Linked DNA regions of Homo sapiens: region 2 is linked to region 1. Evidence: chromatin loops called from intact Hi-C (ENCODE). Cell type or tissue: gastrocnemius medialis. All regions are shown on one strand. Each heading gives the region's core, and the rest is flanking DNA. Links, peaks and the distances in the headings are about the cores only. Region 1 has its middle 33 kb from the start of PCTP. Region 2 has its middle 9.6 kb from the start of TMEM100.

What was found. Hi-C counts contacts between places; a loop is a spot of excess contacts. Peaks named below come from ENCODE experiments on the same cell type or tissue, not always from the same donor. Only the 100,000 strongest peaks of a DNase experiment are listed, where the experiment ranks them.
Region 2: a loop joins it to region 1, with 4 times the contacts of the local background. A loop is called at or near these places in 14 of 110 quality-filtered maps.

Annotation. Positions count from the first base shown.
Region 1 is chr17:55,779,922-55,789,034 of GRCh38, forward strand. It overlaps a transcript of PCTP not described here. Among named protein-coding and RNA genes, the nearest start is that of PCTP, 33 kb to the left of the region's middle. In gastrocnemius medialis, for the core only: no CTCF peak of the experiment used is centred there; a DNase peak (open chromatin) is centred at 4,100; H3K4me3 peaks cover 351 bases; H3K27ac peaks cover 3,476 bases.
Region 2 is chr17:55,727,932-55,737,044 of GRCh38, forward strand. It overlaps a transcript of TMEM100 not described here. Among named protein-coding and RNA genes, the nearest start is that of TMEM100, 9.6 kb to the left of the region's middle. In gastrocnemius medialis, for the core only: CTCF peaks have their summits at 8,056 (motif pointing left) and 8,265; DNase peaks (open chromatin) are centred at 3,770, 4,210, 5,190 and 8,068; H3K4me3 peaks cover 701 bases; H3K27ac peaks cover 4,306 bases.

The sequences.
Region 1 (9,113 bases), core at 432-8,431:
TTGGGGCGCAGCATACCCTCCCACACATCTGCATCATGCAGCCCATCAGAGCAGAGCCATTTAAGGGGCCAGAAGTGGGAGAGAAAAAATGAAAGGCAAAAAAATGTAAGCAGGTCCACTTTCCCCAAGTTCCTTTTTTTTATATTCATCCTTAACTGCAAGGAAGAACTTTTTTTTTTTTTTTTGCTTGAGAAGACAGAAGCATAACATATTGTTTGTTTAGGTTGCAGAGTTTAGAACCAACAAAATGGGAGGACTTCAGAAAAATTATTTACATTGCTCATCTATTTATATATGTGTATGTCCATGTGTGTCTCTTTGGATACACATAATAGATGCTGCATTTCATAAGATATAATAATGGAACAACAATTAAACAGTACACTATGTAAGTACACTATGTAAACTTTCTAAGTTTCCTGTGTGATATGCCAGGCCCACTGCCAGGCAGTGGAGTACATAAAGGTGGGATGCAGTGACTTTAGAATTAGTAGACAACAGATCCTGTAGGACAATGAGCAGTTTGCTACAAGCTCTTAAAGTATTACATTTTCCTTCCATCCGATGGTGGTTGCATCCTTTCTGATTATTATAAACACTTGTGCACATATTCCATGTCCTCTGCAGACTGCTATAATTCCTGAATGGAAGAATCTGCCCCACATTCATGTAGTCCACTGCTTAGCAATGGACCTGGCATGACATGTAGAAAACTTGGAGTCACTCATATAGCATACTGCTTAGTTGTTGTGTTATTGTATCTTATGATTGCAAAGTCAGTGCATTTTAGCTGAGTGCACAGCCACCCAGCCACCCTTGCAGTAAAGTGTGGCCATGGTATGTAATTCTGGCCAATATCATATGAGCATAAATAATATGTGCCACTTCCAGCTCAGGATCTTAAAAGGAAAAGGTATGAACTCAGCTTGTTCTTGCCTCCTTCACCATGTCTGGGAAATGATGAGAACTGGAACAAATGCCCTGGAATCAAGGATGAAAGCCTAGGATTAAGGATGACAAAATAACTCTGCCTCCCTTGGACTGTTACAAGAGAGAGAAATAGACTTCTTTCTTATTTAAGCCACAGCATGTAAAAAAAAAAAAAAAAATAGCAGCTTTGCCTATACCAACTCATGAATAGCTCAAAAAGAGTGTCCCTTTGGACCAGGAGATCAGGAACCAGCTCAAATCCTCCTCATCTATAGACTTTGGATCTCCTGGCCTGTGCCAAACAATAAGTGATCTGCAAATTTCTGACTTGTTCCAGTTTCATTTAATGTGATCAATAAATGTTGGCTGTTATTAGCTGTTACTCCCAATTGTACATCTCTATCTGCCTCCCGTTCTCCTGCCCCATGCTTTGCCTCAGGCTACTCTTTTTGTCTATGTTGGAAATCTTCCCCAACTTTTGTGAAATTTCTGTCAAAATTGAAGGCTTACTATAAATCTATTCCCTCTAAGATATTCCTTGGATTTAGAAAAAACTTAATCTATGATGGTGCTGAATAAATGAAATCCAGCACCTTCAGATTGGAGCTACTTCTATGAATCACCTTTGATAGACACTGTATTAGTCCAGGTTCTCCAGATAAACAAAACCATCAGGATATACACCTTGTCATGCACCACATCATGATGTTTCAGTCAACAACAGACTGCATTCCAATTCATACCACTAACTAAAAACAAATAAACAAAATAAACTAAAAACCCCAACAATATGTATGGCAGTGGTGCCATAAGATTATAATCCTATATTTTTAATGCACCTTTTTAAGCTACACTAATACATACCATTGAGTACTGAATACTGTAGGCAATTAAAACATGTACAGGTTTGTAGCCTAGGAAAACGGGTTACTCCATATAGCCTATTTTTGTAGTAGGCTATACCATCTAGGTTTGTGTAAGTATACACTATGATGTTTGCACAATGACCAAATCACCTGACACATTTCTCAGTATGTATTCTGTTGTTAAACAGCACCTGATTGTGTGTGTGTGTGTGTGTGTGTACATGTATGTGTGGAATTATGGAATTGGCTCATACAATTATGGAGGCCGAGAAGTCCCAAAACCTTCAGTTGGCAAGCTGGAGACCCAGGAGACCTCATGATATAGTTCCAGTCCAAAAGCTGGCAAGCTGGAAAGTCAAATAAATTATGTTTCAGTTCAAGTCTGAAGGCCAGAAACACCAGTATCTCAGCTCAAAGCAGTCAGGCAGGAGGCATTGCCCCTTCCTCAGAAGAGGGTCAGCCTTTTTGTTCGATTCAGGCTTTCAGCTGACTGGATGAGAACCTCCTATATTGGGGACAGCCATCAGCTACTCAATTCAAACATTAATCTTATCCTCAAACACCCCTACAGTCACACTCAGAATAATGTTTTACCAAATATCTGGACAGCCCATAGCCTAGTCAAGTTGACACATAAGATTAAACATTATACTTGGTGAGAGCCCAGTGTTCTCAGATAAGGAAAAAGATTTAACATTTTGAAGCTCTTATTGTGTGCGAGGCACTAGATTGGATGCTTTACTTACAGCTTAGTCTTTGATGAGATAGGAAATACTATCTCCAACTTACTGATGATGAATATAGGCTCAGAGAGGCTAAATAATGTGCTTAAGGTAACTTGGCTAGTTAGGTGGTAGACTGGGAACTCAAAGCTAGGCTTCTTTGATCCTAGATCCCATGCTTCCACATTCCCCCTCACATTCCAACACTTTTAATCTTCCTTCTGTTCCATCAATGTGCCAAGCTTGTTTTTACATCAGTCATTGTACCAGTTGTCCTCTCTGCCCAGAGTGCCCTGCTCCCTGATCCACACAAGCCTGAAATCTTTAAATCATGCAAGTCGTTGTTTAAATGTCCCCTCCTCTGAGAAGTTTTGCAGTTGAAGTCAATCCCTATTCCTTACCTTGTCTGCATAGCATGTAATACTTTCTATTAAATGTATTTATTTTCTGTTCATTTATTTCAGCTCCAAAAGGGTACAGAACTTTGTCTCATTCCCAAATTATATACTCAATAGATAGAGCACAAAAATATTCTAAAGTATCTGCTGAAGGAATAAATGAATCAATGGTGGGGCAACAAGCTCAAAGTCCCATGATCTCAATTTGACCAATAATGCCTGAAAGATAGGTCCAAAAAAAAATGTATTCTCAATCTTGTGTTCCACCTAATTTTTACCAAAGAGGGAACACTGAGGACAAATTTTTAGTTCTTTTTTTTAAAGCTAGAATTGCTTTGTTTTCCAGGGTTTTGTTCTTTATTAATTTTTTTGATTTTTCATTCTGATTTAACACCGTTGGAGAGCTCATACTAGCCCCGTAAAAGTCTACTCAACAGAATGATATTACTGATGTAACTTAGGGAAGGGAGAGAGGCTGGAGGCAAAACAGGGCTAGAAGAGAAGATCTTTTCATTTGCAGGCCAGAATCCTGAAAGAAGAAAACCTGTATCCCCCATGGACAGATATGGGGAGGGGACTGTGGGTGGAAGGACAGCACGCCGAATTCATTTTCTCTAATCTATCTTATCCAATTCCTCTCTAGTGGTTCATAAACTGAGAAAAAGTCAATGGAAACCAATCAGGACAAAAACAGCACTTAGAACTCCATGCAGGGCATACAGCAACTTTTGTTTTATGTCAAACAGCTTATGAGGGGCTGGATCTGCTTTTAAGTGGTCATGGATTCTGCTTACCAGTGAATGTGGTGGTTCATTTTCCAAGGGAGAGTGAATGATATTCTTCATGGGGAGCCTATATTTTAGGCCTGGTATTGAATAATTACTGGACTGCTGAAAGCTTCCAAGTAGGAGTTCGCCCTTCACTACACAGTTTGGCTCATGTTCCCATTTCGGCTACTTTAAGCTGTTGTAAACAGCATTCGTTTTCCATTACAAGCTAGGAAATGTGACTTCAGCGACGGTGCCGAGTCCCTGGAGAGCGCCTGCCAGGGAGGCCGTTTCCTCACCTCTCATTTTAGTTTGTAACTTGATGGCGAGGTTGAGTAATCGCTGAAGCTCCATGTCTTCCCATCCTATTCTGTTCCACTAACTTATAAAACAGCCAGTGACCCGCTTGAGGACTAGCGGATCAACCAGATGTTTCCTGAGCAAAGACAGCATGCGTTTCCTCTTGCACATCATCTTGTGAGAGGGGAGGGCTGGCGGGCCACTCACCCCGTCTGACATCATTGGGCGAGGTGGCCTGGGGGAGAATTTCAAAGCAGAGCAGCTTGGCCAGGGAAGAGCTCAGCTGGCAGCTGTGAGCTGGGATTAACTGACCCAGATAACTAGGGAGAAGGAATTGGCAATCTAAGTGTTTGTTCTCCAGCAGGAAGTAGACGGCCTCCTTTCTACTCCCTAAATATCTGTGGCTGTAGGAGACCTTCCCCCAATGGCTCCACATACACAGTCAGGATTGCGTCCACCATATTTCTTCCCATCCCAACTTTTTGTTGTCCCTGGCTTTTGCATAAGGTTGACATGGCACAAGCTCAACCAATTGCAGTGTAATAATAATAACAACCATAATAATAATAATATCAATGAATTATTCTTCCCTAAACAACATTGAGGAAGTCAAATTCTAAACAATCTGATTTCAAATAATCTCCTTATAGATCACTAGCTTGTCAGACTTGGGGTATTAAGAACCAGTAAAATAAAATATTTTTCATAATACAGGGAGCAGCTGACATGTAATTGTCAGCTTCCCCATAGAAAGGTCATTAAAAATAAGACAAATAAAAAGTAAATCCAATATACCATTTACCATCACTATGATTTCATAAAAGAAAGGTTTAACCTCTTCTGCTGTAATGCATCCAAAGTCTTTTCTTTATACTTATAATCAAATCCAAACTACTGAGACCTAAAAAATTCCATATTACTTACGATCTGGCCCATGCCTGCTCTTCAAGCTCCACTTCCTCCTTGACTTATTCCTCTCTAGTCTTTTATCTGTTCCTCAAACATACAGTGGTCTTTGCATTTACTGTCCCCAACATCTGGAATGCTCTTCCCCACATCTGTATATAGCACACTGCCTATGGTATGCAGCTTTCTGACACGGCTCCCAATAATCCCCACATCTGTATATTCACTTCTTTGTGTAATGCCCTCCTCTGTATGTGGAGTGGACCTGGTGACTTGCCTCTAAAGAATAGAGCAAGAGTGATGGGATGTTACATCCAAGATTAAATTGTAAAATACTCTGCCTTCGTCCATTCTTGCTCACTTTCTCTGTCTGGATTGTCTCACTTGCTTTCTCTCATGAAGCAAGTTGCTAATTATGAGTGTCCTATGGAAGGTCAATGTGACAAGGCCTCTGGCCAAGAGCCAACTAGTAGCTGAGACCCTCAGTTCAGCAGTTTGGGAGGAACTAAATCCTTCCAACAGCCTCCTGAGTGAGATTAGAAGAAGATCCTTCTCAATAGAGCTTGGCAGTGACTGCAGCTTCAGAAGACCTCTTGATTGCTGCCCTGTGAGACAGGCTAAGCCAGAGGACTTAGCTAAGCCAAGACACACTGGAACTGCAAGATAATACTGTTTTAAGCCAGTAAGATCTATGTAGTGATAGATAACTGAAGCAATGCCTCATTTATTTAGATCTTGCTCAAATGTTTTCCTCTCCAAAGTCGTCTCTCTCTAAAACAAACCAAACCAAACAAAATGATCACACATTATTCTCTCACACCTTACCCAGTTTTGTTTTTTCTTCATAGCAATTATCACTACCTACATTTATATCACAGATTTATTTGTTAGCTATCTTCCCTATTAGAATGAAAATTCAGTGAACAAAATATCTGTCCTTTTGCTGGTGAACAAGATGGACATGCATTTGCCCTGATGATGCTTCAGTTTATTTGACAAATATTGATTATAGGGCTACTTTGTACCAGGCTCCATATTTATAGGTTATTTGTTCTTGGTTCTGTTGTATCTAGGCTAATTAATTTTAGTATATTGGTTCAGCTGTTTTGTTTTAAATTTAGCTCAGCTGCTCTTTGATAATGCACCTTTCTGTATCTTTCAGTGAGTGTTTGATTAAAATGCCATATGTGGGCTGGGCACGGTGGCTCATGCCTGTAATCCCAACACTTTGGGGGGCCGAGGCAGGCAGATCACTTGAGGCCAAGAGTTCAAGACCAGCCTGGCCAACATGGCAAAACCCCTTCTCTACCAAAAAGTACAAAAATTAGCTAGGCGTGGTGGCGCAGGCCTGTAATCCCAGCTACTCGGGAGCTGAGGCACGAAAATAACTTGAACCCGGGAGGTAGTGGAGGTTGCAGTGAGCCAAGATCACCACTGCACTCCAGCCTAGGCGACAGAGCAAGACTCTGTCCCCAAAATAAAATAGAATAAAATAGCCATGTGTGATAGAGTCAAGAGTAGAGCTTGTGTATACTCTGTTGAAGTCCATTGTTGAATGAACATAATTATTTGAAAAGATACCTAATGTAAATGATGAGTTAATGGGTGCAGCACACCAACATGGCACATGTATACATATGTAACAAACTTGCACGTTGTGCACATGTACCCTAGAACTTAAAGTATAATTAAAAAAAAAGAAAAGTTCTCACTTTATGCTATGCTGACATCTGCCTATCTGTTACTTTCATCTATTGACCTCAGATTTACTGTCAGAAATAATATAGAAAGTGTCTATTCTTTTTCTCAAATCCAGTTAAAATTGTTCTGTTAACTCTATCTCTTTGGGTGTAAGTTCTATTTATCAAGTTTATTACCTCTTTTGTGCAATAGGCTTTTCTTGGATGTTTAGTGTGTCTTCATTTTGTGGTCATCTTGTGCAGTTAAGATTGCAAGTTTAACTTTCTGCTTATTTGAGAGCAGATCTGAGAGCTATCACTGTGGCTCCCTCTCCACCGTTTCCAATGAGAGCAATGGGGCTCCTGGTACCATCAGCCATGCTTCCAGGGATAGGATCCTGCATCACCTGTACCTAGGAATTACCCCATCTTTCTGTCTCAAGCTCCCACATTCATGAGAAAATACATCTCAAGGCAGATTCATCTGTTTCTGGCATATGTGTGTATGTGTGTGCTTGTGCATATGCATGTGTGAGCATGTGTGTGTGTGTGTGTGTGTGTGGTAGACTGGTTAGTTAACCTGGCTACCTTACTGCTCTCATCAGAGACCCCAGAGGTAGACTACCTCCGAACATCGATCGTCTTCATTGTTTTTCTCATCTTTAAGAGCTGCACTTTCCACCAATGTCCTAAGCTATAGCTTTTTCTGCAATTTTATCTCATGCGTTTTCTGCTTGTTTCTGGACCACAAAATGTGAAAACTCTTATGTTCCAATCCTTGTGTTTTAATTCTTATGAATGTATTTATACATGCGTTTGTGTGTGTAGTAATATTTTATATTTTTTAAGTATATAAAATATGAATATATATATATATTTTTTGAGATGGAGTCTTGCTCTGTCACCCAGGCTGGAGTGCGGTGGCATGAAATCAGCTCACTGCAAACTTCACCTCCTGGGTTCAAGCAATTATCCCTGCCTCAGCCTCCTGAGTAGCTGGGATTACAGGCACACGCCACCATACCCGGTGAATTTTTGTATTTTTAGTAAATACTGGGTTTCACCATGTTTTCCAGGCTGGCCTTGAGCTCCTGACCTCAAGCAATCCACTGGCCTCGGCCTCTCAAAGTGCTGGGATTACAGGCATGAGCCACCACACCCGGCCGTGAATATATTTCTGTTTTATATCAATATGTGTATGTTTTTATAGGTCATCTTATCTACCATCTTGAAGCCATTATCTCCACTGTCTTTTCGATCAGTCAGCACGTCAGATATTTAAAGATAATTACCACATTCTCCATTGTTGTTTCCTCCTCAGTCTAAACATCCTCAGTTCCTTTAATGATCATAATGTACAATAATTTTCTGACCCCTTATCCCCTAAAATTCCCTTCTCTATTCTTCTCGGCACATAGCATTTATTCAACAGCACTGTCATATAATATGGCCCTCAGAGTTGAGAGGGACACTCAGAGTACAATGGGACTGTTACTGCTTGTACTCTCTCTCTATTTTTCTATCAATGCTGTCTAAGTCTGGTTTATCCTTTTAAAACCACATATTTATACTACTGGATTGTAATAACCAATTTCCTTTCTACCTCTCTTCCGAATTTTATATATCTAAACTCTGCCAAGCAACAGGTTCCTTATTCTGTACTTGTGTAATTGATTACCAACCAAAATGAAGGACTTCACACTAGTTCTTAATGATTTGTACCATGCTAACTTTAACCTCTCCACATCCTTTTGTAGTGTGTGTCAGAATATGCATCAAGGCAAGTTTCAGTTTATTCTTGTCTTTAACAAACTGACAAGCCTCTGATATATTGATCTCTGGTGAATTGTGGTTCCTTCCTTCTATGGAACACCTTCTCCTATGTTACTAACTGATTAGAGACCATATTATTGGCTTCTTTAGCCAAACCCCATATTTACTTATGGGGATTATGTTATTTATTTACTCAACAAAGATTTATCAAGGGCTAACTCTGTGCCATGAACCAAGTTGGGCATTGGCTATTCAGAGATAAATAAACATCATCTTTGACCTCATGGAACTTATGATCCAGTATTTACATATTTATAATTATGTATAGACTTATTATACTTATGATTGCTAGTGATTATATAGTCAGAATTTTACTGAAAAAAATTGCCAATCTCGATAAAGCAAATATAGCAAAATGTTCATTACTGAATTAAGGTGATGGGGTATCCAGGTGTTCACTGTATGATTCTGTCAACTTTTCTGTATATCTGAAATTTTTCATGCTAAAATGTTCGGGGGAAATTTGCCTGTCCCTCATGAGCTATATTTCTTTTATAGTCCTCAGCTATGCAATGGTACTTGTCTTTCTTTTAAACTCTTTGGATTGTTTTACTTGCTTTTTATGAACTTCAGGATACCCTCACCTTTTTCTCCCAGGGTTCCTGGAAGAAATTGTGACATAGTAGAAAGAATACAGACATTGGAGATGAGCTAGGACTCAAATTTTGAGCCTGGCACCTACTGGCTTCCTGCCTCTGGATAAGTCATTTAA
Region 2 (9,113 bases), core at 707-8,706, 52 kb before region 1:
TTGGTAAGAGGAGCATGGAGGATATTTTTCACAAGTCACTTTTTAATTTTGCTGAGAAAGAAATGGGGAGGGAAAAAAAGAAATGGAGGTTCAGAGACTGGCCCTGTTTCTGGGTTTAACTCCAGAACCTGGGCTCCTTCCTTCTGAACTGACGCACACAATGTGCTCAGTTTGAAGAGGAAAGGGACACATTAACACAAGCATCTAACATGTACTACCCATAACACAGTCATCTCTCAGGTATTTGTATTTTATTTAAAGTGGCAGAGCCAGGTTTCAAATCTAGGTACCTCTTTCTTCTTCTATGTTGTGTTGTGAGGAATTCATTTTTAAAATTATATTATGTACATTTTCCTAAGTTTAGCTTAAGTCTCATTTTCTTGGGTTCAGGGTGATATCCTCTAACTAGATTTAGTTTGGGAAAAGTGCTCTGAAAAGGGGTGCCTACTGCTTCTAGAATGATTAAGCCATGTATTTTGCCTTGTATACATCTGAGCATTAAAATAGAGCTGCATTACTAAGCAGATTTGGGTAGGTTTGAGGCCGGGACAGACATAGGCCTGGTACCTGCGGAATCCGTGGAAGATGCCATAGCAGTCAGGCCACTTCAAAAGTCACCCAGGCCATTCCTCTGCCTTCAGAAGCATTTTAGTTCCTGTGCTCCTTTGGGTGCCAGGAACTTGCTAAATGCTCTAGCTGAGCAGATGCAAAACAGTGGGCAAAGCATGGTCTCTGCTTTCATGGAGTTTACCATCCAGAACAGGAAAGTCACAGGGACACCAACGTGGGTAATCCTTTTCTTGAAGGAATAACAAACGGCTGTGGAAGGCCCAGGGAAGATGAAATCAATTCAGGCCCAGGGGTGTGTGTGTGTAGGGGGTAGGGGGTGGTGGAGGTTGGAATCTTCATGGCACACAGGCATTTAACATTATAAATAGAAAAGGAAAGAACATGATTCTAGGTGGAAGAAACAGCCTGTATTCAAGCATAGCTTTGAAAAGTGCAAGTCTTCTACAAAGAGCACTGAGTAGCCTGTTTGGCAGAATTTTAAAGAGCACAGGGCAGGCAGAGAGCAGTCAAAATAAGACCGGAAATAGTTTATGGTCGGATTATCGCCTCGATGGCGAGTTTGGACTTTCTTTTGAGAGCAATGTGGTTTTGAACAGGATTGCACAGTGAGCTCTGTGCATTATAAACAGTAGCCTGACTTTATAGAGTGTTGGCATGTCCTAGGGAAAGTCAATATGGGGAAGAGGGAAAGCAGGTTGAGACACCAGTTGGGATGCCTCTGTGATTGTCCAGGTAAGAGGCAATGGGCACCTGATATTGGCAAACGCGGACAGGTAGGAAATCACTGCAATGGTAGAATCAGCAAAACTCAGCAATGAATTTCAAGTGGGGAAAGTTATCAAGGGAGAGGAGTTTGTAAGGTTTTAAACTAAGTAATTAATAGCTTGAGGTTGCTGTGAGCAGAAATAGGTCAGGACAAGGAGTAGATGTGGGGCGAGGAATATGTGATAATTTTGTTAGCGTAGCTATTCACTTCTCCGGTGGAGAGGCAAATGCTAGAGAAGGTTGGCATTACTGCCTAACTAGTAAGTTATGATGCATTGTGTGAATTGTCAAAAAATTCTGTCATAGGCTCACAAATAAAATTTCGAGTAAAATTATGAATAATTTTATAATTCACTTCATTCCATATGCATATGCACACACACACAATTTTGCTGACACACATACAATATATACACACCAGCTGTGAGATTGCTAATGTTTTGCATAGAATAAAAAAAATTTAAGTATTCCAATTTGAGACTTTATTTTTACTGACCATATGCAAAGAATTTATTGATGATACATTCAATTTTAAATTGCTTGAAAATAAGAACATAACTATGCAATTCTTTTTTACAGTGTTAGACATTATTTTAAAATAAGCACTACATAGATATCTTCTGGTAATGAAAATATTTTCTCCAGTGGTTACTACTCTAAGGTACTACTCATGAGGAAGGAATATATAGAAGGTTCTTGTCTTGCCACTTCACATATGGAGAAACGCTTTTGCCTTACTAAGAACTAATTTTATGTTGCCCCCATGAGTGAATACTTTAAAAAAATAGCAATCCAAATCCACTACAGATTTATTTTGGAATGTCCTGTTTTGGGCCTCATGCAATGGAAGCAAGCCTTTATGTTGAGGGGTTTACCATGAACATGTTGGTTGGGAAATCATCTGTCAGTTCCTCAAGGACATTATCAACAATTTTGCATGCTTAGAAAGTCATTGCCAAATAAGTCAATGAATAAATAAAATAATGACTCTACATTGAAATCGGATGTAAATTTAAAACTTAGATAATTATTTAAATGGATTATTTTAAAGTACCCAGATATTTAGTGCTAAGTACATTAATTATTCCTTATCATTATAATGATAAATAGTAATTTATAAATGAATAGTAATTATAGTAATTATTCAATTACATTTGGAAAATGGTGCCTAGGACTAGAACCAAAGTCTGATTGATGCCAAAGCATGTCTTCCTAATCCCTGTGGAATATTGTTTCTGTGTTCAAATGATGGCATGCTTTCTGTAGCTCATAAGGAGTAAACTTGCCTTCAAATAATCTCTTGGGTTTTAAAATGATTGCTTCACCAGAAAAAAAAATGCCATTGCCTTCCCACAGAACCTCTGTAGTGTTATATTAATTGAGGATAGAACTAGCTCAACAAATCTTTTGGGAGCATTTTTATCCTCTTAAAAAGTCTTTGATATTCACGATGTGTGTGGGTAGTAGGAAACAGAACACTTTGCCCAGCTGAACTGAGTTCAAAATAGAACTGTTTATCTAATGAACTTATCTTATGGAACAATGCAGAGAACAGATCTCTTGCTCTCTTTCTTTAGATAAAATTTTTAAAGTCTCGTTTTGTAAAGGAGACAGAACTTTGCTGTCTCCTTCTTGTTTACTTAAATAAACTATACAGGAAACAGGCATTATTGTCTTTGAAAAAGCAATGTAAAAACTTGGTAAAACCAATGATCCCCAGAGAGTACACAGCCACAGAATGAGAACACGATGTTTCTTCCATCAGGGCACACAGAAGGGCACCGAGTCTACTTTGAATTCCAGCTGTACATTTGTACCCAGTTAATGAATCTGCTGTTGATAACTTTGGATGACTTCCAGTATGATGGACTCAGTAGTCTCAGGGAAACCTTGCTTCCCTGATTTATTTCTTGCTATTTATTTTCTAAGTTTAACTTAGTTTGCAAAACTTTCTTTACAGCACTGATAGGGCTTGATTACCTTATTTTTACAGCGCTAATAGGGCTTGATCATCCTTTTTCTAGAATCTAGGTTATAGCATGAGGTTTTGGATCGCTTCCACAATAAAATGAACATTTCTGACTCTCCAATATTATGCAATTAAAATTAGCCATTAACTGAAAGTCGAGAAACTTGAGTTTGATTCTTTTCCTCTTTGTGGCTTGGGCAAGTCACCCAACTTCTGAGTGCTCTATTGTCAGATCTCAGGATTCCATCTGTAGATACTTCATTATTCTTTTCTTAGAAAAAAAAATCCTATCTGGGCTCAGAATATCAGAGAACTGAGACAAGACAACTTGGGGAAATAGCTAACACTACTACACAAGCTACCAGAACAGCTGTAGGAAGCCTCTTTTTTAAAAAAATATTCCCTGATGCAACATCTGTCAGCAAAGCCACTGACCTTTTACTGTGGATAGTCATCTATTTCCATGTGAAGAGAGTCACAGGCGTCTGGCTCGGGGACTGACTGCAGCACAAAGGTTTTCTTCAGTCCCAATCAGAAATTCTAGGTTTTCAGGTTCGCACACTAATTTTCACTCCTTCTTACCCAAAGCCAATGCAGTAAGGAGCATGGGGTGTCCAATACCATAATAAACTGTAAACTGCATTTGAAAGGAAAGCAGCAGGGGCCAGAACTCACACTTGTGGAGCCTCACCCTGCTGTGACTGACATGACGTAAGTCGGAGACCTCGGTTCACAGTTTTATGTGACAGGACACAGGAGCAGCCAACTTTAGGGAAGACTGATAGGAAAGCCCAAGGGTGAATCTCTCTGGGAACAGGAAGCATGTACCGCGGGACCAACAAGGCTTTTGGACAGAGAACTTTCACGGGTTTTGTAGAAGCAACTGGGCTCCCCTGAGGCTGCCAAGAGGGTGTGCTCTGATCACATGGACTGTGCATTTCCTTAGAGCACCTCCCTTCCCAGCCCACGGAATCCAGAAAGAAGCTGCTGTGCTGCTGTGTGACCTCCATCAGTGCAGTGGATTCCTTTATAAGCACACAGTTCTCATAAGCAGAGAAAAACGTAACACTGTATATTCCTCTCTTCTCCAAATTTTCTTATTTTCTTTTTGGTAAGGTTACAATCTTACCACTGTCAAATATGTCCTGTACACCAGGGAGGATTTGTGCTACCTGCCTCAGAATCACACAGGGTGCTTGCAAAAAATACAGGTTTCTGGGCTCCACCCCAGACCTACTACATTACTGCATCAGGATAGTGTGTGTGTGTGTGTGTGTGTGTGTGTGTGTGTGTGTGTGTGTGTGTTGAAAGGTCAGAAACTTGTGTTTTTTATCTGCATCCATATGAAGTTTGAGATCCTCTGCTTAATGCTAATACAGAAAGCTATCAAGTTTGCAAATCCGGCCTCACCCCTCTTTAAAACCCATCCATGATTCCCCCTCATCTGAGGTCTAGAATCTCTACATGACACACAAGTCTTCCCATGAGCTGGCCTCTCCCTTTCTTTCCAGTCTCAGCTCCAGCTTGGATCAAATTACAAATCACAAACAACACATTATTTTATGTTTGTCATGCTTTGTTGGTTCCTACTCTTGGAGGCTCAAGATGATGTCTACTCATCTTTTCATGACTACCTCAAGCATCACCTGCTTCTAGAAACCTTCCCTGGTAAGTCCTCCTCTATTTTCAGACTAGGCAGCATGAGGTCCCTTCCCCCATGTTCCCGTAATGTTTATGCCAGTGTTTCTCAATCTGAGTACTTTTGACATTTGGGGCTGGATAATTATTTATTGTGAAGAGCTGTCCTGTTCGTTGCAGAATGTTTAGCAGCATCTCTGGCCTATACCCACTCTATGCCAGTAGCAACCCCTCCTCTCCTGCACAGTTGTGACAACCACGAATGTCTTCAGACATTGCCAAATCACCCTGGCGTGAAAATGTTCCTGGCTGAAAATACTGCTCTGTGCTTACATGTATCATAGCCCTCAAAAAATAGTGTGGAAAGTGGCTGTTTGCTTGTTTATCTTCTCTAATCTAAAAGACTGAGAGTTTCTTAAGAGTAACGAGTGTACAGAATTAACCTTTGTGTCCCCTACACTAAAGCACAACATCTAATGCATAGTTAGACATAAAATACACATTTCTTGAGCAAAGCGTTATTGATGGACTAGATGTCAGAAACCCTAGCCAATCTTGGTTGGCTCTACTGCTTGCAACGTTGTGACTGTGGACAAATAAGTCAACAGCTCCGTGCCTCAGTTTCCCTTATTTGGAAAATGGGGGTAATAGTGCCCTCCTTGCATATTTGGGTCATTATGCAGGTATGGGAAAGTATAAAGTGCAGGAAGAACCCTGGTTATAGTAATGTGACCTAAAGGTTGCTGCTCTCATATTTGCCTTCTCTGGAAACATTGAAAGTTCAGGGCCACCCACACAATATCATCCACTTTAACAATAGCTGGAGGATTTCATTAATGCAGAACATTATAAATGTGAGAAATCTTATGGAAAATGATTGAACCTCCAGTATGGAATGAGACCAACATAATTGTTAAAAGAATTCTCTTAACATAATGCTGTACAGCACACTATGAATATCCTAAAGGTCAAACGCTCTCATCCGTATCTGTTATGCCTCCTGCTAAAGACTCAACCAGGCCTAAAGGAGCCTTCTCTGCTACAGACCTGTCTGATTTTCTGTTCTTGAGGAACTGCAAATCCCATTCTTTGCACCCTCTTCTGTCCTTCTTCCTTTCTGCTCTGTGCTAGGACAGCCAGCTGCTTCCTTGCTTCCTGACTCTTAATATCAGTTATAGGAAATTAGCAGGTTTTGCATTGGGATGCCTCTCCTATTATTTATTACCTTCAAGAAGAGCTTTGTCTCTCTTTCATTGTCTCTTTCTCTGTCTCTCTCAGTCTCTCTGTATCTCTCTCTCTCTCTCTCTCTCTCTCTCTCTCATCTCTCTCTCTCGTTCTCTCTCTGACTCTCTGTCTCTCTCTCTCTCTCTGATTATTTTATGACTTCCTTTTATACTTTGTCCATTCCACTACTGTTGCCTCCGTGCTATCCAAGCACTGTGGTAAGCTGATTTATATACAGTATCACTCTCCCTACTTTTACAGAAATAATTAGCTTCCAGATTGTGTTCAGCTAAGAAGCACCCCTGTTGCATGGAAATGTGGACTGTGCTTCTCCCTTCACCACCATCAACCCCCACCCCCCACCAGCTGCAGCTGGCCAGGCTTTCTTGTTAACCATTTCATGCCCCAAACACTTAGAGTACAAAAGCACTTAAAAACTGTAACATTCTCTACAAACGTGTCAAAAAGTCCTAAACACATATACTGACAGTGCAACAAGAAGGCTTGGAAATTATCTAATCTAGCTCTTTCACTTTAGATTTGGGCATATTGAAACCTGAAGAGGTTAAGTGACTCACTCGTTACCATTTTCTTTGCATTTCTAATCATCTCAAAAGGCAATCTGAATCATTCTGTAATCTTTTTAGTGTATCATGACTAATCTTTATTTTCCAATCTTTCCTATACTTCATGGTCCCCTCTTTTAAGCTTGAAATAGTAAGTTCCTTTTAGTATAGGCTTTGGAGATGTTTCATCTGAAAGAGGTGATAGATGTTGTTTTTAAAACACTGAGTTCTATGTATCTGTTTTTACAAGTAGCACAAGGTTTAGGGTAATTAACAAGTTTTTATTTTTTGCATATATTTAGCTATGGGAGAATATATATCCATGTTTAGATTTACTATGGTACATCTATTTATTTATTTTAAAATTTTATTGTGGTAAGAACACTTAACATGAGAACTACTTAATTATTGTTGGCTATATCAGAATTGAGTCAGTTTTCCATATTATCCAGTAAAGTATGTTCACTTTGAAAAAATTTTTCAATGTGCATTTTACTATATTTTTCCTAAAGGCATGGAAATTCTTATTTAAATATTTCCTTTTTAGCTCATTGTATTAGTCTGTTCTCACGCTGCTAATAAAGACATGTCCAAGACTGGGCAATTTATAAAGGAAAGAGGTTTTATTGACTCACAGTTCAGCATGACTGGGGAGGCCTCAGGAAACTTACAATCATGGCAGAAGGGAAAGCAAACGTGTCTTTTTTCACACGGCAGCATCAAGGAGAAGAATGAATGCTCAGCGAAGGGGGAAGCTACCTATAAAACCATCAGATCTCATGAGAACTAACTCACTATTATGAGAACAGGATGGGGAAAACTGCCCCCATGATTCAATTATCTCCACCTGGTTCCTCCCAGGACATGTGGGGATTATGGGAACCACAATTCAAGATGAAATTTGGGTGGGGACATGGCCAACTCATAGTACTCATTAACCTTAATACATCATTTGCTATCCTTTGAAAAAAATCCTTCTCAAGGCTGTGTTAATCTGTTTATAACCTACGATTAAAGTTTTCAAAATAAATTTTCAATAGGAGACTACAGTGTATAAATTATATGTCAGTGCCTGGCATAAACTAGACACTCATTTATTTTTAGTTCCCTATACCCACTAAAAGTATATGTTTTGACTTTCCCTATAAAATAATGCCAAACATTTCACGATGTGATAGCCAAACTGAAATTATGCTTCTATGATCTTTCAGAAATGTTCTTGGATAAATGAGTGAAAAGGAAATAAAAATAACCTTTAAGTGTTAGGAAACCTTTCAATCCAGCTACACACCAGCTTTACCCACTCACTTCCTTCTCTCTTCTGCGCCCTCTACCGACTACCAACTGCAAGTCTGTATTAAATTAGCAAATTTAACTGTTTTGAACAACAAAAAAGCAATTTTCCCCAGCCTATGCCTGAAAGTCATTAAAACACAAATGATTGCTTTAAAGAATCATGTTGTCTTTTTTCTTTTTTTAGTGGCACCAGGAAAACCTAGCTATAATGTAAAAAATGAGACAATATAGATAAACCTAAGTAAAAAATAAAAATCACATCAACTCCACCTTCAACAGAACTACCAATATTTTTTGTATCTTCACTCTGCCTTCTCTACATAATATGTACGTTATTTTTCTTATAAAAATGGGATTATATATTTTGTATATAATTTGTATAAACTTTCTCTTTTTGTATTAACCATCCATGGCAAACTCTTTTCATGTCAATAAACGGATAATCAGAAATGGCTACATCGTGTTCCATTGCAAGGATGTCCCACAATATCTTTGTGGGCACACATTAAGTCTGCTTCCAGCTTTTCTTGTTGCTTTTTTTAAAAAATTTCCTCTCATGTCTCATCTTCTCCATGAATATATGATAGAAACTAGGGCCAATAGTGATAATAATTAATCTCAGGGGCTACAAATGACAGGTATCTCAATATACACACTCTTTTGTTAAATACTTCTGCCTCATTCCATTTCCTATACTGCTTATTCTTTCCTACTAAATTGCATCTAAATATGCAGTATTAGTTCACATTTAGTGTGCACACAATAGTGAACATTTTGTAAAGATGTAAATTTTTTTCTCAATAAAATTCAAGAATTTTCACCTCCAAAAATGAGAGTTGGCTTTCATGAAGAAGGTAAAATCTAAATACATAAAAATAATGAGAGAAAAAGATAAGAAATAAGGGCTCCTAATACAAGGGATTTAGTCTATGCAAAGTAGAAATTCCAGAGAATATAATGGAACTGAAAGAACACAAGCAAAGGTGAAAACAATAGAAGGAGAACATTTTGAGCCAAAGAAATATTTAAATTTGATACTTAAAAAGATTAACTGAAAAGAAATGGAAAAAATATCCCCATGTTTC